Regions from separate parts of the Homo sapiens genome. Here region 2 is linked to region 1. The links are chromatin loops, found by intact Hi-C in ENCODE. Cell type or tissue: CD4-positive, alpha-beta T cell. All regions are shown on one strand. Each heading gives the region's core, and the rest is flanking DNA. Links, peaks and the distances in the headings are about the cores only.

Region 1 (12,704 bases), core at 3,132-8,131:
CCTACATGGTGAAACCCCATCTCTACTAAAAATACAAAAATTAGCCAGGCATGGTGGTGGGCACTTGTAATCCCAGCTACCCGTGAGGCTGAAGCAGGAGAATCGCTTGAACCTGGGAGGAAGAGGTTGCAGTGAGCCGAAATCGCGCCACTACGCTCCAGCCTGGACGACAAAGTAAGACTGTCTCAAAAAAAAAAAAAAATAGTCTGTATTTTTAAATTTTCTATGTAAAACTTGTATTACTTTTCTTATAATAAAAGAAGACTATATTTTTGGAAAAAAATATTCACACATTTGATGCTTAAAATGTAAATCATTCCTTCCTGGCCCAATCCCACTGTTCTTTTCCCACAAAATTCAAAATAATTTCATTCACAGTAGCTACAGATATTCTGCCCTGCTCTATGTACTATGACTTAGTGCTGGGGACTGGAATGACTGTGTCCCATCATTCACAAAATATCAGGGATTTTCACTTAGGCAGGGAGAATTGACTGCAGAACGCAAGGTGGTGTTTTTTTTTTTCCAGTTGTCAAATGATCCTTTATTGAAATATTTTCCTTTGTGCTTCTTAACTAGTTGGGCATTCCACAACAACACTGTTGATGTCATCTATGATGTCATGAGGTTGGTGGCCATCAACATTATGGCTCACAGACTGGGCAGTCTCCAGGATCTCCTTAATGGTTCCAGAGAGTTCTCTGGGTAAAGATGGGTGCTGCATCTGTCAAGCAATGTTGATGATCTCATCAAAAGTGATATTCCCACTGTGTTTAATGTTTTTCTGTTTCTTTCTGTCTCTTGGTGGTTCCTTGAGGGCTTTGATGATCAGGGCAGAGGCAGAAGGCACTACCTCAATCTGGGCCTGTCTGTTCTGAATGGTCAGTTTCACTGTAATTCTCAGGCCCTTCCAGTCACCCATTGCCTTGGCAATGTCATCACCAATCTTTTTTGGAGACAGACCCAGTGGGCCGATCTTGGGGTCCAGCGCAGACGTGGCACTGACTTCACCCCCAGTGCACCTCAGGTATACGACTTTGATCCCGTTGGGGTCGAACTTCTGCAGCATGGTGGAGGTGGCTGGTGATGGATGAACCCGGATTCAGGATGACGGAAGAAAGTTGCACCTTGGCCTCCTCCAAGCCAAGAGCCGAAAGAACCCAAGGTCTTTATAAGGTATATCCCTCTCACAGCTTTTTGTGGACTCATGTTTTACTTATTGTTTTGTTAAAAGCAATGGCAACAAAAGCCAAAATAGACAAATGGGATCTAATTAAACTAAAGAGCTTCTGTACAGCAAAAGAAACTACCATCAGAGTAAACAGGCAACCTACAGAATGGGAGAAAATTTCTGCAATCTACCCATCTGACAAAGGACTAATATCCAGAATCTTCAAAGAACTTAAACAAATTTACAGGAAAAAATCAAACAACCCCATCAAAAAGTGGGCAAAGGATATGAACAGACAGTTTTCAAAAGAAGACATTTATGCAGCCAACAGACACATGAAAAAATGCTCATCATCACTGGTCATCAGAGAAATGCAAATCAAAACCACAATGATTAGAATGGTGATCATTAAAGTCAGGAAACAACAGATGCTGGAGAGGATGTGGAGAAATAAGAATGCTTTTACACTGTTGGTGGGAGTATAAACTAGTTCAACCACTGTGGAAGACAGTATGGCGATTTCTCAAGGATCTAGAACTAGAAATACCATTTGACCCAGTGATTCCATTACTGGGTATAAACCCAAAGGATTTTAAATCATGCTGCTATAAAGACACATGCACAAGTATGTTTATTGTGGCACTATTCACAATAGCAAAGACTTGGAACCAACACACATGTCCATCAGTGATAGACTGGATTAAGAAAATGTGGCACATTACTATGCAGCCATAAAAAATGATGAGTTCACGTCCTTTGTAGGGACATGGATGAAGCTGGAAACCATCATTCTCAGCAAACTATCCCAAGGACAAAAAACCAAACACCGCATGTTCTCACTCACAGGTGGGAATTGAACAATGAGAACACTTGGACACAGGAAGGGGAACATCACACACCCCGGACTGTTTTGGGGTGTGGGGAGGGGGGAGGGGGGAGGGATAGCATTAGGAGATATACCTAATGTAAATGACGAGTTAATGGGTGCAGCACACCAACATGGCACATATATACATATGTAACAAACCTGCATGTTGTGCACATGTACCCTAGAACTTAAAATATAATAAAAAATATATATATATTAAAAAAAAGAAAATGTGGCACATATACACCATGGAATACTATGCAGCCATAAAAATGGATGAGTTCATGTCCTTTGTAGCGACATGGATGAAGCTGGAAAGCATCATTCTGAGCAAGCTATCGCAAGGACAGAAAATCAAACACCACATGTTCTCACTCATAGGTGGGAATTGAACAATGAGAACACTTGGACACAGGGCAGGGAACATCACATACCCCGGCCTGTCGTGGGGTGGGGGGATAGGGGAGAGATAGCATTAGGAGAAATACCTAATGTAAATGACAAGTTAATGGGTGCAGCAATCAAACACGGCACATGTATACATATGTAACAAACCTGCACGTTGTGCACGTGTACCCTAGAACTTAAAGTATATATATAAAAAAAGAGCTACTTTTAACTAAAAGAATAATAATTAATACTACTGAGAGCTTTTCACCTGAACACCTCAAAGCACTGCACATGCCTTAACCCCTTTATGGTCTCATTGAGGTATGTGTTTGCTCTTAAAGACTTTTCACAATTTCACAAGCAAAACTCAAATGATCCATTATATCTAAGAAGTCAAGGCAAACCCTCTGGGAATAAAGAGCTGCCTAGGAATAATAGTAGGGCTACCTTATGAGACATGGTGAAAGTCCTGGGCACAGTGTCTTGTGGATGGCAGATGCTGAAAAAAGGTCCCATGTTTCCAATGCAGAGATCACAATAGGGCCTGGTTATGCCTTTGAGGCCTCAGCCCATGAGGCCCACCAGGTAACCAAAGCACTGTGATCGTGCACCATCAGCCTGAATAGAGCCACTTGCAAGTTATAACTTTATCTCTGCTCCTGATTATGTGAAAAACGGCAAACAACTTTGTTTAACCTCCACTTACTTTTTTCCCCTCCTTGACTATAGTTGAAATCAGCTGTATTAGGCCATTCTTGCATTGCTATAAAGAAATACCTGAGACTGGGTAATTTATAAAGGAAAGAGATTTAATTGGCTCATATTCCTGCAGGCTATACAGGAGGCATGGTGCTGGCATCTGCTTGGCTTCTGGTGAATCCTCAGGGAGCTTTTATTCATGGTGGAAGGTGAAGTGGGAGCTGGCACTTCACACGGCAAAAGCAAGAGCAAGAGAGAGAGAGTGAAGGTGGGGGTACCACACACTTTTAAATTACCAGATCTCATGAGAACTCACTCACTATCTCCAGGACAGGTCCAAGCCATGAGAAATCTGCCCCCATGACCTTAACACCTCCCATCAGGACCCATCTCCAACACTGGGGATTACATTTCAACATGAGGTTTGGGCAAGGACATGTATCTAGATTATATCATCAACTAGATCCAAACAGCTTTTGCTATCAATGACAATATTTATTTAATCCCTCCCCCCTTTTTCTTTTGAGACAGGGTCTCGCTCTGTCATCCAGGCTGGAGTGCAGTGGCGTGATCACAGCTCACTGCAACCTTTGCTTCCCAGACTCAAGCAATTCTCTAGCCTCAGCCTCCCAAGTAGCTGGGACTACAGGTGTGAGCCACCATGCTTGGCTGATTTGTGTGTTTGTCTGTGTGTGTGTAAATGGGGTTTCACTATGTTGACCAGGCTCGAACTCCTGAACTCAAAGCAATCTGCCTACTTTGGCCTCCCAAAGTGCTGGGATTACAGGCGTGAGCCACTCCACCCAGACTATTTAATCCTTTTTGTTTGTTTGTTTGAGACAGAGTTTCGCTCTTGTTGCCCAGGCTGGAGTGCAATGGCATGGTCTCGACTCACTGCAACCTCCGCCTCCCGGGTTCAAGCGATTCTCCTGCCTCGGCCTCCCGAGTAGCTTACAGGCGTGCATCACCATGCCTGGCTAATTTTGTATTTTTAGTAGAGTCGGGGTTTCTCCATGTTGGTCAAGCTGGTCTCAAACTCCCAACCTCAGGTGATCTGCCCGCCTTGGCCTCCCAAAGTGCTGGGATTACAGGCGTGAGACACCTCACCCGGCCTTATTTAATCCTTTTTATAGAAGGATAATGCTTGAGACCTTCAGAAATGATCAAATGATGATTTGCCATATCTTCTTTCACATTTAGGTTAAACACTGTCCTGGGAACAACTCTAATTGGGGATGAAAGAAGAATAGAAAAGGACAATATAACTTATGCTAGGTTATTAAAACTTAGTGGGAAGTAACCAAGTATCTTGAATAATGTGTCTAAAATAGATCTCTATGGTTTTGCCCCAAACCTGCTCCTTCTCCAATAGTCACCTCTTTTTAATACATGGTACTGGTATTCGCCCAGTTACTCAAACCAAAAACTAGAGAGCCACCCTGGGCTCTTCCTCTCCCTCCACTCCCAAATTCAGTCCATCTGTAAGTCCTGTTAGTTTGTCTTCCAAAAAAATTCCCACATTCTTCCACTTTGCTTCTTTTTTTGTCCTCTGTGGTCCCCTGGTCCAAGCCCCTGTCATCTGTCACATGATCAGCACAGTGACTTCTGACCAGCCTCCCCCTTTCCCCCTCACTACAGTCCATTTTCTCCATGGCAGCCAAATTTAAAGATCACACGTGTCATACCCCTGCAAAAAAGCATCCTTTCTCGCAGAACAAAATCCAAACTCCTTTTGGGGAACCTGGAGTACCTACTTGCTCTAGGCACTGTGCACCTGAAGCCCTTTTTCTCCCTGTCTCTCCCTTGCTTTCTCTTCTGGCTGTGTGGCCCCCGGGCTCTGCAGATGCTCCTTGTGCATGGCAGGGTCTTCTCCAAGGACCTTCATGTGATTCCCCCATTCACATCATTCAAGTCTGCCCGAATTCTTTCTCCCCAGCAAGGCTTTCCCTCACTGTCCTATCCAAAAGGGCACCTTGCCCTTCATCTCCTTTCCCTGCCTTCTTCTTCCATACAGACCTCCTCACCCTGCAATTATGTTGTATCGTTCAACTTGTTTGTTTCTGCCTGAACTGTCTCTGTCTCTAGAATGGAATCTCCTCAAGCAGGGATGTGGTCTTTCTTGTAATCCACTAAGAGTTCAGCTCCAAGAGCAATTCTTCACATACGGAAGGTACTCAAGGAATATTTATAGAATAAATGAATGGTCTCATCTTAATCTTTTCTTCTCCTATGAGAGAGAACATTTTGGGAGTGAGGATCAATGTTAGACGTGATTAAGAGCCCTAGAGAATAAGAAGTTATAATAACATGCAGCAGATGCAAGAAAAAGCAAATTGCATTTTTGCCATGGATTGCTGTGGATATATCCAAGTGCTGCACATAGATATTTGGGCTGTAGATTTATGTGGCGTAGAGAGATGCTCACCCCAAAAGACACTGCACTAAATGCTGTGCAGGCTCACTATAATCAGTAAGTGCTTATCGCCCCCTTCAGGTGCTTATCTTCTTGAGAACAGAGACAGTGACTCATGTTATATTTTATTATAGTAATTTGCAAATAGCAGGTAATACATAAATATTTGCTAAATTGAATGACATTGATCCTTTCCACATCTGGAATGAATTTTTAGGTTCTGGTGTGCGTGTGTGTGTGTGTGCGTGTGTGTGTGTGTGTTTACATTCAAAATATCTATTTTGAAGTGATCAGATCTGGGGGCCTTGTTACTTCTTCCTAAGTCGATTTATCACAATTCCAATGAAAATACCACCAAACTTTCCTATGGAGCCAAACAAATTAATACTAAAGTTTATATTTTAAAAATAAGCAAGAATAGTCGAGAAACCAATAAAAAAGAAAAACTTTTAGCAGGGAGTAGCCTGCCACATATTAAAATATTCTATAAAGCCCCTAATAATTAAAACATTTCCTGTTCTTGGATAGGATGACTAAGCAGCACAAAGATGTCAGTTGTCCAAGTCAATTTATTAACGATCATAATCCCAATAAAAATAGCAGCTAGCTTTTTAAATGAAGCCATACAAGTTGATACTAAAGTTTATATGGAGAAACATGTAAAAATAGCCAGGGAAACATTTAAAAACACACAAAACTTTGAAGTAGACTAACAGATATTAAAACACACTATAAAGCCTTTTATAATTAACACACAGTGGTACTGTCCCATGACTAGACAAGTAGACTAATGCAGCAGAATAAAAAGTCCAGAAATAGAAAGAAACACATATGGTAATTGACTATATGAAGAACTGGCATCTCAAACCATTGGGTCAAAGATAAACTTTTGTTATTATTTTTTAAAATCTACCAGTTATCCTCAAGTTCTACAAAGATAAGCTTTTAAATAAACGGTTCTGGGACAGATGGTACATTTGGAAAAAGATAAAATTAAATTCATACGTCACACCATATTGAAGAATAAATTCAAAGTAGGAATCTAAATGTAAAATACAAAATCACACAAGTGCTAGAAGAAAACATGGGTGAATTCTTCTTTAACCTTGATATAGAGAAAGCCTCAAAATCTAGAGGCAATAAAAGAAAATGTTAATAAATTTGACTACATTAAAAATAAAAATAATTTTTTGGGGGCATGGCTAAATACCCCACTGTAAACAAAGTCAAAAAACAATGAGCACAAGCCAGGCATGGTGGCTCATGCCTGTAACCCCAGCACTTTGGGAGGCCAAGGCAGGCAGATCACTTGAGGTCAGGAGTTCGAGACCAGCCTGGCCAACATGGTGAAACCTCATCTCTACTAAAAATACAAAACATTAGCTGGGCGTTGTGGCAGGTGCCTGTAATCCCAGCTACTGTAATCCCAGCTGAGGCAGGAGAATTGCTTGAATCCGGGAGGCGGAGGTTGCAGTGAACCGAGATCTCACCACTGCACTCCAGCCTGGGTGACAGAGTAAGACTCTATCTCAAAATTTAAAAATGAAAAAAAATCAGCTGGGCATGGCAGTGCGTGCCTTTAGTCCCAGCTACTGGGGTGGCTGAGGTGGGAGGATTGCTTGAGCCCAGGAGGTTGAGTTTGCAGTGAACTGTGATTGTGCCACTGCACTCCAGTCTGGACAACAGAATGAGACCCTGTTTCCCACAAAAAGAAAAATAAAACACAATAAGCAGTGAGCTGTATTACAGATAAAAGTATAATATTCTTAATATGTAAAGAACTCTAAATAAATGGAAGGACAAAGGATCAAAAGCCTGATTTAAAAAATGGGAAAACTACATTAATACACAATTCTGATAAGAAAAAGGCTGATTATGCCTGTAATCTCAGCACTTTGGGAGGCCGAGGTGGGTGGATCACTTGAGCTCAGGAGTCTGAGACCAACCTAGGCAATATGGCGATAACCCCATCTCTACAAAAAATACAAAAATTAGCCTGATGTGGTGGCACACACCTGTGGTCCCAGCTACTCAGGAGGCTGTGGTGGGAGAATCGCTTGAACCAGGGAGGCAGAAGCTGCAGTGAGCTGAGATTGCACCATTGCACTCCAGCCTGGGCAACACAACCAGACCCTGACTTAAAAAAAAAAAAAAAAAAAAAAAAAGTAGGGAGAGTTTTAAAGTGTTAGTTATATCAGAAGTAGACCGTCTGTATCCGTCTCTGTCGGTGAACAGAAGACCCAAATAGAATAATTTAGAGGAATTTAATAAAGAATCAGGTTTAAGGGAACCTCACAAAGAATGGTGCAGTATCCTGAAGTTAGCAAGAACCAGGAAGATATTATTGGTCTAGGCCTGAACTAATTGACAGAGAATATGGTGTAGCTAAATGGAGAATGCTGCCTGGAGAGCCAGAAAGCCAAACCACAATGACTCAGCTGGGATGAAGCTGGGGAATAAAACCAGCACTCTCACGCTCCCTTACCTCCTCCATGGAACTTCTGTTGTCATCCAGTGGCTGAAATCAACTGGAAGCCTACAGGGAAAGACCTGCCTCCTGGGACACAGAGCAGGTGAGGAAGGGACAAAGCATTACCCTAGAGAGATGAATGAAAACTATTCTGCACACCAACTCTTTCAAACGGTGTGCTTCATATGCGGAACTGAGAGTCTCAGAATGATCACAAGACACCACCGTGTAGAAGATAGGAACTTGAGGATGCCCCCTTTTAAGAGTGGGTTTGGGCAGGAGTTAAATAATATCTGAATTGGCCAGGCACAGTGGCTCATGCCTGTAATCCCAGCACTTAGGGAACCCAAGGCTGGAGGATCGCTTGAGGCCAGGAGTTCAAGATCAGCCTGGGCAACATAGCAAGACCCTCTCTCAATAATAATAATAATAATAATAATAATAATAATAATAATGTTTTGGCTAGGCATGGTGGCTCACCTCTGTAATCCCAGCACTTTGGGAGGCTGAGGCGGGTGGATCACAAGGTCAGAAATTCAAAACCAGCCTGGCCAAGATGGTGAAACCCCGTCTCTACTAAAACTACAATAATTAGTCAGGCACAGTGGCAGGTGCCTGTAATCCCAGCTACTTGGGAGGCTGAGGCAGGAGAATCGCTTGAACCTGGGTAGCAGAGGTTGCAGTGAGCTGAGATCGTGCCACTGCACTCCACCCTGGGCAACAAAGTGAGACTCCCTCTCAGTAATAATAATAATAATAATAATAATAATAATAATAATAATAAAGTTTTATAATCTTTGTTATCACAAAGCTTTACCATATTATTTTACCATATTATTATAACCATAGTAAAATAGGTGAATAATAATAGGTGAAAGACAACTATACCTTCTTTGACACTGCTCCCATTGAGAAATGGGACCTATGTCTCCTCCCCTCGAGTCTGACTGCTTTGACCAGTAGAATATCCGGGGAGTGGCACTGTACTGGTTTCCAAGCTTGGCTTTAAGAGACTGGCAGCTTCCATTTCCTGTCTCTTAGGACATTGATTGGAGCCCCGAGCTTCCCTGTGAGAGTCTGACTACCCAGAGGCTGCCATCGAATAAGGAAGCCTAAGGTGGCTGCAGGAAGAAACTGTGGAAAGGCGGGTGGGGAGGGACAGACAGACAGAGGGAGAAAGAGAAACAGATGCCCAGCCAACCCCTGGTTGTTCTGGTCCCCCCGCTATTCCAGTCTTGCAGCTGAGGCCTCAGGCATTCTGGAGCAGAAATGAGCTGTCCCTTGCTGTGCCCTGTTTGAAGATAGTCATGATAAATGGTTGTTTCAAGCCACTACAGTATTGTGCAGTAATAATAGATACTTGGGCAGAATTTGGTACTTGGAAGTGGGGTGCTATCATAACGAATACCCAAACCATATGGCACTGGCTTTGGGACAGAGTGTCAGGGAGAAGCAGAAAAAGCCAGGAGGAGACTATGGGTGAGGGTGTGAAAGACTGAGCAAAGTATTTATAGGGGCTGGAAAACAGAGGACTCTTTATGTAGCGACAGAAAGTGTGAGGACACTGTCGCCTATGGGAACGTGGAAAACAGAAAGAGTGCTTAACAGCTTGTGGGGTTGGCTAGAGAGATGTCCAAGCAGAATGTAGAAGGTGCCAACTGGCTTTTTTCAGTTGCCTATGACAAAATATGAGACAGGAGAGATGATCTAAAGAAAAATTGTGGGCTCGGTGCAGTGGCTCATGCCTCTAATCCCAGCACTTTGGGAGGCCGAGGCAGGAGGATCACGAGATCAGGAGTTCAAGACCAGCCTGGCCAATGTGGTGAAACCCTGTCTCTACTAAAAATATAAAAAATTAGCAGGGTGTGGTGGTGCACGCCTGTAAATCCAGCTACTTGGGAGGCTGAGGCAGTAGAATCACTTGAACCCGGGAGGCGGAGGTTGCAGTGAACTGAGATCACGCCACTGCACTCCAGCCTGGGCGACAGGGTGAGACTCTGTCTCAAAAAAAAAAAAAAAAAAGAAAAAAAGAAAGAAAAAAGAAAAATTGTTCAAGTTCTTAGCAAAAATGGAAAAGTACAAATATTGGGTTATAAAATAAAACTGTTGCTTATCCCTGGTCTTTTCCATTAAAAGATTCCCAAATAATAAATATCTCTAGGGCCTAAGATCAAATCCAGAATAAGATGCTTTGTCAGAAAAATTTAAGGGCAGGCCTAGTAGTATGTCTAAGAATCTCAAGGATGTGCCTCATAGACCATCTCAGTAAACAATAGAACTTTTAAGACTCCTAAAGGTGTTGTCTCACAGGAACCTCAAAGGAGATCCAGGTATTTCTAATGAGTAAAATGGGCACATTTGCATCTTCTTGACAGGATTGCTGTGACTATTAAACAAAATAATACCCATTCATTCTAAATATATGCTGATGTCTACTCTATCCCAGGCACTGTACTAGTGTTTGATAATTTCTAAGAGTTATTAATCTGCAGGATTCTGGAACAAAAAACTAGAATTCTTGAGAATTCTTGGTGATCCTCAAAATCATAAGTTATCTACATTTCCCCATAACATCTTCTTGGTATGTTTTTAAAAACAATGACTGACTACACTAGTAAATAGCGGACCATTTTTCTGTGATGGGATTATACAAAAAGTTTCTAAAGCTTTCTGCAACCAAAACAAACAAGAAATCCCCCCAGACAGTGATAATAAATGCATGGGTTATATGGTTTATTATTATTATGGACATATATATTGAGACAAGATTACACTACATTTCAATGACCCATAAAAATAATTTCTACCTGAGTTAGACAATAGAATATATTAAAAGAAGGGAACATTAACACACAATAATGCCAAATAAAATGATTCAAACAATTGAAAGATAATACTGCAAACATTTACATTTTAAAAGTTATTCTTTTTTGGAGACGGAGTCTTGCTCTGTCACCCAGGTTGGAGTGCAGTGGTGCAATCTCGGCTTACTGCAACCTCCGCCTCCCAGGTTCAAGCAATTCTCCTACCTCAGCCTCCCGAATAGCTGAGATTACAGGCTCATGCCACTGCGCCCGGCTAATTTTTGTATTTTTAGTAGAGACAGGGTTTCACCATGCTGCCCAGGCTGGTCTCAAACTCCTGAACTCATGATCTGCCCGCCTTGGCTTCTCAAAGAGCTGGGATTACAGGCGTGGGCCATTGCGCCCGGCCAAAAGTTATTCTTAAAATGAAATTGAAAAACACATAAAGCATGAATTGCCCTGAATGTCTTGGTCCTTGTTTCCTGACAAATATTCCAGGTGTAGAATGTTTTTTCATCCTCTGTTAATGTTAATTTATTATTACTAAGAATGTGTCTACAAGCTTCTTCGAATTGAGCATTAGGGTACGTGTTGGTTATTATAAACTCATTCACTTTTCTTAATGATGAAAATAATTGTCTTCTTTCACTGGTTTTGATTTTTTTCCTTGAAGTCTATGTTATTTTCGCTAATTCAGATTTTAGATGTTTCTGACTTCGTGATGGAATAGTTCCCAACAATATTCACTCTTCTTTGCATTGCTTCTGATAAAGCATATTTTCCTCCACAAAAGTCTTTCCTTAATGATTTTGCTAATTGAGCCATTTCATTTTTGTTTGCTGAAGCAAAAAGAGTTGTCAACCTCATATAAACTAACTGCTGAAATATTTTAATGAGAAATATGAGATCTTTTTTCTGCATTAAATAATTCAATTCTAACTTCTTTTAAAAGCATACTACTCAAAGCACAAGTCTGTTTTCGATTAGAAGATTTGCATCATGATTACTTAATGCTTCAACTACTAATCAAACAAGTTTTAAGCAAGTTATTGTCTCTCTCACAATTTGACAATATTCCATTTTCTCTCTCCTTTCTTCCTGCCCCCCCTACTTCCTCCCTTCCTTTTTTTTTTTTTTTAGACAGAGTCTCACTCTTGTCGCCCAGGCTGGAGTGCAATGGCGTGATCTCAGCTCATTGCAAACTCCGCCTCCTGGGCTCAAGCAATTCTCCTGCCTCAGCCTCCCAAGTAGCTGGGATTACAGGCATCCACCACCATGCCCAGCTAATTTTTGTATTTTTAGTAAAGACAGGGTTTCACCATGTTGGTCAGGCTGATCTCGAACTCCTGACCTCAGGTAATCTGCCCGCCTTGGCCTCCCAAAGTGCTGGGATTACAGGCATGAGCCACCGTGCCTGGCCCCCTTTCTTCTTTTTTTAAGACAAGGTCTTACTGTGTTACCCAGGCTGGAGTGCAGTGGCACGATCATAGCTCACTGCAAGCCTTAACACCTGGGCTCAAGTGATCCTTCTGGCTCAGCCTCTTGAGTAGCTGGGACTACAGGTGTGCACCACTACACTCAGCTATTTTTTTATTTTTAGCAGAGACAGGGGCTCGCTATGCTGCCCAGGCTGGTCTCAAATTTCTGAGCTCAAGTTATCCTTCCATCTTGGCCTCCCAAAGTGCTGGGATTACAGGTGTGAGCTGCTGTGCCCGGCCTGTGTTTTTTTTCTTTCTTTATGCAAGAGAGAATTTCTTATTGGAGAAAATGTAAACAGTTTTACAACTTTCCTTTTTCTAAAAATTGCCAGAAAGACACGACCTTGTGGATTATACTGACTGGCTCCAGCCACATCATCTGAATCAGAGTAATTGCTTTCATCTGTGTCA
Region 2 (12,704 bases), core at 4,264-9,263, 550 kb before region 1:
GAGACTGACCACTGCAAGCTGTATTTCCCAGGATATTTTTCCTCCTCCCTCTCTGCCTTGGGCAGTATCTCAGCATCTCTTCTCTGGCTCCAGCTCCCAACAGATGACCCTAGTGCCTCCTCTTCGGTTTAAAAAAAAAAAAATACGACCTCCTCCCTGTTGACCTCCAGTTTAGAAGTGGTACTGGTTTTCTGCTATCACAATTCTTTGGATTATCTCACCATCCATTGTTTGGCTTCTCAGCTCTTTTGTCTCCTGTATAACCAGTTCCCTGCATATTCCCTCTGTTTCAAATGCTCAGCAGGGTTTCTCTTTTCTGGATTATACTTTTCTGGTATACTGACATATTCCCTATTTGTCATAACTGGCTCAGTAACTGGGATGAGTCTAGATATATAGATGGAGCCCAGGCACAGAGGCTGAAAGCTAGAGGACTCATAAGCAGAGGTTTCTCCAAGAGAATACCAGGAATTGTATTACATTTGTTCTCCACTTATTGACAACTTATTGGTCCATCTTGTTATCAAATTTGCACTTGTTTGATTTATTCACTGTCTATGGCTCACCTATTTTTCAGGTAGACCTCTAACTGACATCAAGACAAAACATGCCTTTATCACCAGCTTCTTCAGCTGTTGTCATAACTGTAAGCTACTATTGGATTCGTCACACTGCAAATACCTCATGTTCTCACTTATAAGTGGAAGCTAAATGATGAGAACACACGGACACACAGAGGGGAATAACACACACTGGGGCCTATTGGAGGGTGGAGGGTGGGAGGAGGGAGAGGATCAGGAAAAATACCTAATAGGATTAATACCTGGGTGATGAAATGAGACAAGTTTACTTGTGTAACAAACCTGCAGCTTACCTACGTAACCTATTACCCCTGAACTTAAAAGTTTAAAAAAAAATGTGCTTGCTAATATGAAATGGTTGGGGAGAAAAGAGGGACTAAGGAAGACAGGATGGGACACTAACACCGAGGAGCCTTCAACAGCCTGTGGATATTCCTGGGGATCCTATCAGCCAGCTGGGGGTGGAGGAGGAGCCACAGGCAGAGCCTTTCAAGAGGCAAATGCCCGTCCAGCTCTGGCCCCAGTTTTCCTTACGGCAGCCTCTGCTTAACTATAAAATCTATACTGAGTAGATTACCATGACTACCGCAGAAAGACCTCCACCTCTAGTTTGGCTGCAAAACTAAGTCTTTTCTTCCAAGAGCCTTTGGCTTTAGGAGGGAGCACCAGGAGGCAGACTGCAGCCACTGGCTCACTGCCCTACATGCCAGGGCCTTCTGCAGAACCGCAATAGTTACAAGTCAAGCTTCCTTTCCTCAGCCCATACCACCAAAGCAATGGGCTGTTGGCGTGCCCTGACAGCAGGAGGAGAAGCCCCACTGTCAGGGGGTAAAAAGAAACGACACAGTTCCCACTTCTTCACTCTACGTGATAAATCACTTCAGCTGGGAGAACTGTCATGAAACGACCTGGCAGCTAATGAGAGAAATGGAACCCAAAAAAAGAAAGAAAGGAAGAAAGAATCCTGTTAGTCACAGAGCTTTTCATCTGAACCGCAGAACAGGCTCGTGCTTTTTGCTTTCTGTGGGAATAATAAAATCACAGTCCTGTAACTATATTAGCTCCTCAAACAAAAGTAACTCCCTAGAATAAAATTATGAGGGGTTTCTGAGTTGGATTTAGTTTTCACTGGGTAAAGGCATAAATTAAAAGGAGGAACCGGGTACCCTTAAGAAAGTCAATGAAGTAACTAAGCTTGCTATTCAAACCAGGAAAACACAGGCTGTGAGGCAGCTTCACTCTGCAGTCTATTCAACACCTGGCGAACAAAACAACACTGACTCTGCCCAAGCCGGGATTTTCCCACAGTGGACCAGCAATTTCAGAGGCCCCTAGAATGCCAGGACTGTGTCTTAGACCTTGGAAAATAGGATGAAAAGGACAGGCTCAAAGGGATATTTAGTTCCAAAGGAAAATCACAAAAGCTAAAAGTTATTATAAGAGAAAGGCCCTAAAGCACATTACTGGAGATAAAATTTTAAGGGTAAATAAATACCCTTTGTGGAAAAGTGTTTAGGAAAAAACACAAAGAGAGCATGAATACCATATTATAGGTACAATATGTTCTATCCAAAATAAAAAGTAGGTTCAGAATCACATCAGCCTAATCATGCCTCCTAAGCAGCAGGCTATGTGAGGTAGAGAAATGTGGGCTCAGTACCTCTATCCCACATTCTTCATCCTCCCCTGCTCCACCACACCCACCTCCTGCCTTTCAGAACCGCCTTCCTCCAAAGACACCCAGGAACCTCAGAAAGAATGCTTCTCTAAATTATTCATACCACAGTGCTACTTCCTGTCCTTTCCTTCCAAGAAATATTTGCTATGTTAAAACCCAGTGAAAGTGAGCAATGCTTGAAACAAATAGTGAATCACTCCTGGTAATATTTCAGGCACTGGTAAAAATTTCATTGGATGGGGGAGGGAAAGAGGAGTCTCTTTCTCATACTCTAAATTATACCACATATAAAAACAGACTATAAACATGACCTCTTTTATGTGGAAATTCACATTGCATAGGTAGAACATTATTTTTTTAAATGCTGACTTTCAAAAGTTGACATCAACTTTCAATCAAAATACTCATGTATTTAAAGAAGACCAGCAGAAAAATATTTATGAACTTATTTTCAACTTGTCCCCATTTTTGAACTTTTTTATCAGTGAAGAAATGGAAACATTTTTTCAATAACCAACAAACCTTTCTAAAACCCTGTTTGATCTTGCCACACTTCTATTAGTAAACCAAAATATTTTGGAAGTGTTTTATCCAAATTACACTTTGGTCCTGATAGGGATAAAATCCAATAAATGATAGGTCTATGTCCACATGACAATTATATGAGGTTCCTACTGTAATACTGGCATTCTCATTTCTGACTGTGGCAGTCTGTTGCAGAGATAGCTATAATAATCCCTCCCCACTGCATGCTCTTTTTTGCTGTGACTTTGCCACTCCTCCCATCAATAGATGAAGTCTGCTTCCTCTCCTCTTGAATCTGGGCTGGTTTCATTATTTGTTTCGACCAAGAGATTCTAGCAGAAAGGACTCAGTTTAATTGCTAGGCTTAGGCTTTCTAAAGAAGCTTTAGAACCTCTATCTTGCCCCCTTGGAGCTCCAAGCCTCCATGTAAGAAAGTCCAGGGTATACTGCTGTACTGCTAGAGAGTCACCTAGAAGAACACCGAGGTGCCCCAGTTGACAGCCAGTTCCAGACATGTGAGGAAGGCCATATTGGATCCTTCTATCCAGTCAAGGCCAGCCACCACATGAAGAGCAGAGGCCAGACTTCTCCACTGAGTCCTGCTCAAATTGCAGATCCACAGAATCATAAGCAAATGACTGCTTTAAGCTACTTTGTTTGAGGTGGTTTGTTACATAGCAGTAAGATAACGAAAACACAGACCTTATACAAAAATGACTAAATTGTGTAAAGCTACCCAGAACAGACATCTCAAAGACCAGATACCTGATCTAAGAAAGCACAGTCTGTCTCGCCGGGCATGGTGGCTCATGCCTGTACTCCCAGCATGAGCTCCACTGAGTCCTGCTCAAATTGCAGATCCACAGTCATAAGCAAATGACTGTTTTAAGCTACTTTGCTTTGAGGTGGTTTGTTACATAGCAGTAAGATAACGAAAACAGACCTTATACAAAACTGACTAAATTGCATAAAGCTACCCAGAACAGACATCTCAAAGACCAGATACCTGATCTAAGAAAGCACAGTCTGTCTTGCCGTGCGCGGTGGCTCATGTCTGTACTCCCGGCACTTTGGGAAGCCGAGGCGGTGGATCACGAGGTCACCAGTTCGAGACCAGCCTGGCCAACATGGTGAAACCCCATCTCTACTTAAAAAAAATAATAATAATACAAAAATTAGCCGAGTATGGTGGCGGGTGCCTGTAATCCCAGCTACTCGAGAGGCTGAGACATGACAGTCGCTTGAACCCAGGGGACGGAGGTTGCAATGAGCCAAGATTGCACCACTGCACTCCAGCCTGGGCAGCAAGAGTGAAACTCCATCTAAAAAATAAAAAAAGAAAAAAAAAGAAAGCATAGTCTGTCTCAGTACAAAAAATGTAAATGATCAAAGTCCATATCATGGTCCAAATCAGAGAGTGTTCCCTCAATATCCATGCTTGCTTTTTTTTTTTTTTCCTTTCTTTCATTTTTTTTTTAACAGGGTCTTACTCTGTCACCTGAGGGTCTTACTCTGTCACTGGAGTGTGGCAGTGCAATCAAGCCTTACTGCAGCCTCAGCCTCCTGAGCTCAGGTGATCTTCCTGCCTCAGCCTCCTGAGTAGCTGGGACCACAGACGCATGATAATTTTTTAAAATTATTATTTGTAGAGATGGGGGTCTTGCTATGTTGCCTAGGCTGGTCTCAAACTCCTGGGCTCAAGTCATCCTCCTACCTCAGCCTCCCAAAGTGCCGGGATTACAGGTGTGAGCCACTGTATCTGGCCATGCTCCCTTTTTACAGCAATGGGTCTCAAAATGTGGTCCTGGACCAGCATTATCAGCATCACATAGATACTTGTCAGAAATGCAAATTCTTATTCTCCTACTGAATGAAAAACTGGGGATGAGGGCCAGTCATCTGTATTTCAACAAGTCTTGCCGGTGATTCCGATGCACGCCATAGCGTGAGAACCAGTATAGCAATAAAACCTCTGATGTTTAGCTGGTAAACATGGCCACCTGGACAAAGAGACTAGGTAAGGTGGCTGCATAAGGCCCCTTGACTAAGTTCTGTCAAAACAGAAACAACAAAAAGTAAAATAAAAAGTTCTGTCAAAACAGCAAAAAGTAAACAGAAATGTGAAAAGGGGAGTTATCTTCTCTGACTCCTCCTGCTTCATGATGGCTGGAATTCAGATGTGATAGCTGGATCCCCAGAAATAGTCTTAGACAAGAGATGATGCTGAGAAATTAATCCACGCACAGCAGAGCAACAAAGTGGAAGGGGTATGGGACCCTGGCACTGTGGAGCTGCCATATTAGCTCTGAACTGACTCCCTGATTTCCTGAACAGAAAATTTCTACCTTGTTTAAGCCTGTTATTCTGTTTTCTATCTCTATAATATCCTAATGCATGATCTTAATAAAGTTAGTCCCCTTTCCCCTCACCTACTAAGATGTTCTTTAATATAAGAATATTTTCTTTATTGTCACAAGTTATCTTGCAGATTATTTCTTTAGTTGTTTGACTCTCTTCCTATTGGTCTGGAAGCTCTATGAAAGCAGTTACATTTTCTTTATTATTGAATCCCCAGCATCTAATACACACTATCCTCACAATATTTACTGAATGGAAGATGGAAGGATGGATGTAGGCAAACCAAATTTTGTCCGTTTTTGGCACTGATAAATTGACTATGCTTCAAAATAAATCTTTTAAATACTAAATTTTCAACAAAACTATCCCCTGCCCATATCCTAGCTTTGTTCCACATTTAATCTGAATATGAAGCAATAATATCAGTAACAAACACTTTTAGAAGCTTTAAAATGTGCCAAAGACAAATTCCAATACAGGAGCAACCTACAATATACCTGACCAGTCCTCCTCAAACTGTCAAGGTCATCAGAAATAGGAAAGTCTGAGAAACTGACACAGCCAAGGGAGCCTAAGGAGACATGACAACTAAATATAACACAGTATCCTGGGATGGATTCTGGAACAGAAAAGGACACTAGGCAAAAACTAAGAAACTCTCAATAAACTATGGACTTTAGTTCAAAACAATACTCTATCAATATTGCTTCATTAATTATAACAAATGTACCATACTAATGTCAGATGTCAGCAATAGAGGAAACTTTGGGTAGGGTGGGGTGGGGAGGTTACATGGGAACTCTCTATATTATCTGCTTGCTTTTTCTGCAAGTCCAAAACTTTCCTTAGGGCTGGGTGCGGTGGCTCACACCTGTAATCCCAGCACTTTGGGAGGCCAGGGTGGGTGGATCACTGGAGGTCAGGAGTTCAAGACCAGCCTGGGCAACATGGTGAAAGCCTGTCTCTACTAAAAATACAAAAATTAGCCAGGCGTGGTGGCAGGTGCCTATAATCCCAGCTACTCAGGAGGCTAAGGCAGGAGAATCACTTGAACCTGGGAGGTGGAGATTGCAGTGAGCTGAGATCTTGCCACTGCTCCAGCCGGGATGACAGAGTGAGACTCCATCTCAAAAAAAAGAAAAAAAAAACTTTCCTTAAAAATAAAGTCTATTAATAAAAGACGTGTGCCAAAGACTGTTACATATATCAACTCATATTGCCTGTATTAATTCTCATAGAGACTGAGATAGATAACTATGATGAGCCCTATTTTACAAATCCAAAATGTACATTAAGTTATGTTCCCTAAAGTCCTTTAGGCTTATGCTATATGTTTCTTCTGGATCAAAATCTATTTGATTCAATTATTTAACATAATGTGTATTGCTTATTGTGTGCCAGTAAGGGACTGAGTTTAGGCAATTCTATGAGCAGAGTTAAAATTGGGAGAGCAAGGAGGCTTTGTATCAGCCCACTAAAATTTAAAGGGCACAAGCAAACATTTTCAAGAATTTTCTGTTCTGAAATGTGTTATATTTACATGTTGACAACACATATATTTCTCTAACAGGTAGAAACAACTAAGCTTGATATCTAATTATCAAGAAAAATTACTTAAATATGAAGCCACCAGATGGCACAAAGTGTTAAGAACACATAAATCATACATCATATGTTACAAAGCTGATTTAAGAGTGGGTTTGTGTCTTGTACTTATAGTGAAGGCTCTATCTCCGAATATATCCCTGGTAAAAGAACATCTCAAATGAGAAAAATCTCTAAGTCATTGCATTACTTTCCAAAGATATTCACTGTAAACCTTAACTATGATTTTGGCTTAGTGTTTTTATTATTGGCTACCCTGTTGACCAAAACAAAGATTTGGCACCTTGGCTGTTCAGACTGAAACTCCCGGCCAATGCAATTTGACCATGAAATGTTATGAGTGCTCACTATGATAACATGGTACAATTCAGGCAGATATAAGCTTTGCTGAAGAAGTATTCTACAAAGTGCATTACCCATGAGGTTTGATTTCTATACTCTGAATTGGAATCAATTGGTAATATTCAATCCAAATAGCCACCTGAAACAATACCCAAGTGCAATGGACCAAATGTTTGTGATCTCACAAAATTCATATATTGAAATCCTCATCCACAATATGATGATATTAGGAGGTGGGGCTTTGGGAGGTGATTAAATCAGGAGGGTAGAGCTTTCATGAATGGGTTAGTGCTCTTATAAGAGATCCCAGAGATGTCTCTAGGTCTCTCTTCACCATGTGAGGACATGACAAGAAGATGAGAAGATGGCCATCTGCAAGCCAGGAAGTGGGTGTTCACCCACAGAGAGAGATGCCTTGATCTTGGACTTCCCAGCTTCCAGAACTATGAGAAATAAATGTTTGTCATTTAAACCACCCAGTCTATGGTATTTTGTCATAACAGTTCAAGCCGACTAAGACACCAATGGAGCACTTTGCATCTATGATTTCATTGCTTCTCGTGGTTCCTTCATCTGCCTCACTCTATTTATCTTTAAAAGTTCTGCAGAGAGGCTGGGTGCGGTGGCTCACACCTGTAATCCCAGCACTTTGGGAGGCTGAGGCAGGCAGATCACGAGGTCAGGAGATGGAGACCATCCTGGCTAACACAGTGAAACCCCGTCTCTACTAAAAATACAAAAAATTAGCCGGGCATGGTGGCAGGCATCTGTAGTCCCAGTTACTCAGGAGGCTGAGGCAGGAGAATGGCGTGACCCCAGGAGGCAGAGCTTGCAGAGAGCCGAGATCGCACGACTGCATTCCAGCCTGGGCGACAGAGCGAGACTCCAACTCAAAAAAAAAAAAAAAAGTTCTGCTGAGAGCTGAGGTGCGCCTGTAGTCTCACCTACTTGGGAGGCTAAGGTGGGGAGGATTGCTTGAGGCCAGGAGTTCAAGGCTGTTGTATGCTATGATCACACATGTGAACAGACACTGTACCCCAGCCTGGGCAACATAGCAAGACTTCATCTCCAAAAAAGTAAAGTTCAGGGGAGGCCTCAACTCCTTCACAGTCTTTCTTAACCTGATCTGTGTGGGGTCATTTCTATATACTCCCATAGCACCTTGTGCTGACATTGCTCATAGGATTTATCACAATTCAGTACAACTCAACAAGTATTGAATGAATGCCAATGAGACATGGTTCTAGGCACTTAGGAATCATTACTGAACAAATCAAAGATGCCTACCCTTCTAAGGAAAGATAGATAATAAACTACAATACATAAATAAATGTTGTAGTATGTTATACTGATAAGTGCTATGGGAAAAAGAAACCGTGGAGTGGATTACAGGGAATGGGATGGAAGGGAGCACAGAAGAGATTCAGGTTGCAGTCTAAAATAGGGTGGCCATGGTAGGCTTCAGTGAGAACATGAGATTTCATCAAAATCTTGATGGACGTGAGGAAGTTAACTCTGTAGATCCTGGAGGAGGAGGATTCCAGGCAAAGGGAAGAGCTAAAGCAAAGATCCCTCCAGCAGGAGCATGATGATGAGATTGAGAAACTGCGAGACCAGTGAGTCTTGAGCAAAGTGCACCAGAAGCAAGGAAGAGAGGGAGAGAGGTGAAGCAGGGAGCACTAATTTTGTCAGACCTGTAGCCATTACAAAGACTTTGGCTTTTACTCTGAGCGAAATGGGGAGCTGGGAGAGCTGAGTTTTGGGTAGAGGAGAGACATTATCTGACTTAGTTTTGTAAGATTTGCTCTGGCCACTACGTTGAGAATAGAATTGTAGTGGGGCCAAGACAGAAGCAGAAAAACCTGTTAAGAGGTAATTATAGGTGAGAGATGATGATGCCTCAGGCCAGAACAGTAGCAGTAAAGGAGGGCAAATTCTCTATATAGAAACTTGGTAGATTAGATGTGGTATGTAAGAGACAGACAGAACCCAAGGATGACTCCTGGGATTTCGATCTAAGCAACTACTGCAATGGAGTTATCATGAACAAAGCAGGGAGACTATGAAAGAAACAAGTTAGGATCCAAAGAGCAGGAATTCAGAAAAGAATATAAACCTGGTCATTTTCTAAAAACCTTCCATTGACACGTTCTAGTAAGATGGAGCAAACAGAAGGAGAGTGGGCATAGTAGTTTGAAAGAAAATCTGGGATTCTGCAGAGAGGAACATTTTAGAAATGTTGCATTTCTCACTTTCAATACTTGATATCACAGACAATATTTTGAGAAAAAAAACACAGAAATCAATGTCTCTGAGTTGAAAACTGATCCTGAAGAATTAGACTCTGATCATGAAAAAATCCTAGAAATACTTGAAATGTTATGTTTACAGATTTGTTTACATTTGCCTTTATATCTATGGCACAATAATACGATTTTAAAAACCTGTCTAAATAAGTCTAATATTTTTTCATAAATGTAAAATAATTTGGTGATAAATCATTGCATCAGTTTAATTGGAAATTAATTTTTATTGGTGATACAAAAATGACATTTTAATCAGATGCAATGAAATATGATAGTAATATCCAATATTAATCATTTTCAATGTGCCAGGGACAGTGCAAAGTGATATGTTTGGATCTTTTCACTTCATCCTCACAACAATCCTATGAAGTAGTTGCCATTATTTTCCTCTTCAGCAAAAGCTCAAAATAGCAAAGTAAATTTATACTTTCTGTATGTCCCATAAGATTTTCATACTTTGCAATGTTTTTTCTTGGAAAAAGGTCATCAGCCTCTTATTTAATAATTCCTCACCTTTAAGAATTTTAAGAACAAAATCTTTAGCACAGGCCTTTCATACCTGCTCCATATGTTATCCCAAGTGTGGCCTATATCTCTGTTCCATGTAGACCTCGAATTCTAGTTTCCTCTGTCTTGTGTTTAGAATGCTAAATTTGGTTCTCTCTGTTAAGGTCAAAACTCAGGCATAGAAAGAGAAGTTGGGGTTAAGAGGATTGGGACACTTAAAGTCTAATGGCTTAGACAAATATCTGAATGCGTAATATAATTCATAACACATGACAGGTGCTCGGCCTCTGTGTGTGTAGCAAGCTCTGACAAGGAAGGGACAACTTAGGACAAGCCCTAAGGAAAAGAAGAGAGGGCGTTTTTTAAACTCCTTTGGCTATATCACATATTGTGGATAATTCCAGTAAGCATTCCTGGGCTTCAGCAAGCTACTTAGGGGTGTTTGGTTATAACCCTTTCGCATCTTGTATCACTTAGGCCACAAGAGCATGCAGTATCTGCTTAATCTTGGACTACACATAATAGACTAGGTTATATAAAAGTCCTGAAAATGATTCAGTTGCAGCTTCCTGGAAAATGTGCAAGAAACTCTGACACATAATGACAAAAGCATAGGCTCAAAACCACAGTTACGAAAACTATTTAGGACTGTGCCATGGAAAGATATTAGTAACACTTACAGAGTATCAGACAGTAACATATTAGACAATAACATCTGCAGACTCGGTCCATGAATTTGCACTGGGTAATTGTACTGGGGGAAGAGAGGGACAAAAAGAATGTAGTTCGTCCTGGAAGAAGCCTAGTTAAGGAGATTGTGGACTTTGATTAAGAAATTATACTGGCAAGAGCCAGGACTGTGAGCACAACAAATTCTAGCTAATTCAACTCCATTTCACTCTTTATAACTCTCATTCATAGTTTGAGAATATAGGTACTAAGGGGCCTCTAATCTTAAAAGGATCTCAGAACTGTAAATGTATCTGCTCCAACTCATGGATTACGATAGAATAGACATGTTTCCTGATCTATAAATGTAAAACCCTAATGATATGAAAATCTAATTGTGCAGGGGAGGCACAGGCATATGTGCCTTCCTCTAAGTTCTGTTAGCAAGAAGATATTCCTGGAAGAAAAACAAACATGTACAATAAATCATTGTCATTTTTGACAGGACTTTTTTAAAAAGTATGTCAAATAGTTAAGAATTTAGTTAATAGGAAGAGATTCCTTGCTAAGAAAAGTTTACACAGAAAAATAACACTAGCAATCATGACATTGAATTTTTTAAGGGTTCGTATTCTCATTTGCTGCCCAGGGATGTACACAGACTAAAAGATTTATTCTCAGTTCTGGAGACCTATGATACAGCATGGTGACTAAAGTTAAGAATAATGTATTATGTACTTGAAAATTGCTAAGAGAGTAGATCTTAAATGTTCTCACCACAAAAAAGAATAAGTATATGAGGTGATAGATATGTTAATTAGCTTGATTTAATCATTCCATAATGTTTACATATATTAAAACATCACATTGTATGTACTATAAATACATACAATTTTTTTTAGTAATTTTTTTTGTCTTTTTAGAGACAAAGCCTGGATCTGTCACTCAGGCTGGAGTACAGTGGCATGATCATAGCTCACGGCAGCCTCCAACTCCTGGGCTCAAGTGATCCTTCCACTTCAGCCTCCTGAGTAGTTGGGACTATAGGCACATGCCACCATGCCTAGTTAAAGTAATTTTATTTTTTGTAGCGACAGGGTCTCATTATGTTGCCCAGGCTGGTCTCGAGCTCCTGGGCTCAAGTGATCCTCCTGCTTCGAGCTCCCAAAGTGCTGGGATTACAGGCATGAGCCACCATGCCCTGACACATACACAATTTTTATTTGTCAACTATACTTTAATAAATTTGGGGGGAAATCCTGAAAAGAGACATAATTCTTCACAGCCTTATTGTCAAAGGAAACAAACTTAAAGTTGCAAATAAACAAACGAAAACAACAACAACAAAAAAAGATTCATTCTCCCCTTCCCCATCATATGTACACACCCAGACAAGAAACCTGTTTCTAAATCGTCGCAGAAGTGGGGAGGGTGGAGAGAGAATAAAAGTCTTGCTGGGAGGAGCTTTTGAAAATAGACCCAGCCCTTCTTTGGATGTTATTAATGTAAATGTGTTGTGTGTGTGTGTTTGATTGGTGGGGGGGTTGGGAAGACAACCACTGATTAAGCATCTGAACACACAAGTCAGATACTCTGATAAGGTTAGTTTTAGAAACACTGTAACTCCTAACCATGTTATGACAACCTTTTACTATGCAGAGATGGGACGCTCCTTGGGCATGAACCACTGTATCCTGTAACTGAGTTTAGGTAGTAATGATTCCTGTTAGGGCATGAGTCTTCTGTGTTCTGTTTTCCAGTATTACCAAGACAACACTCATGACTGAACCACAACTAACACAGAGAACAGAAGCGCTTTATCAAGATGCACGTGAACTTCAGCTTTAGGATGGGTAGAATTACTGATATCTTTTTTACTTATATATTGAAAGAAATGTCACTATTCTTAACAAGAACTGTTTGCTTGTGCTCCTAAAAATACATCCTATGATAAATTTTACTTTATCCCAGTAAAGCATCAGTTTTTAAGCCCCAAAAGACATTTGCTGTGGACATTTTCTTTGCTTTCTTTTAGCATCAGGTAGCATGGGCATAAAGTCTGAAGGGAAAGAAGCAAGAACCCAATGAATCAGTTAAAAAGGCATGAGAATCCCTATCACTTTGCATTATTAC

What was found. Hi-C counts contacts between places; a loop is a spot of excess contacts. Peaks named below come from ENCODE experiments on the same cell type or tissue, not always from the same donor. Only the 100,000 strongest peaks of a DNase experiment are listed, where the experiment ranks them.
Region 2: a loop joins it to region 1, with 2.7 times the contacts of the local background. A loop is called at or near these places in 3 of 110 quality-filtered maps.

What each region holds. Positions count from the first base shown.
Region 1 is chr2:208,056,677-208,069,380 of GRCh38, forward strand. LOC105373854 (a long non-coding RNA gene) reads left to right here and starts at 8,027. Exons shown (of 4, transcript XR_923815.3): 1 at 8,027-8,114. It also overlaps the pseudogene RPL12P17. RefSeq lists an enhancer at 8,054-8,103. In CD4-positive, alpha-beta T cell, for the core only: a CTCF peak has its summit at 5,673; a DNase peak (open chromatin) is centred at 5,615.
Region 2 is chr2:207,503,568-207,516,271 of GRCh38, forward strand. No RefSeq gene overlaps it. Among named protein-coding and RNA genes, the nearest start is that of CREB1, 20 kb to the right of the region's middle. RefSeq lists an enhancer at 1-31. In CD4-positive, alpha-beta T cell, for the core only: a CTCF peak has its summit at 6,784 (motif pointing right); a DNase peak (open chromatin) is centred at 6,786.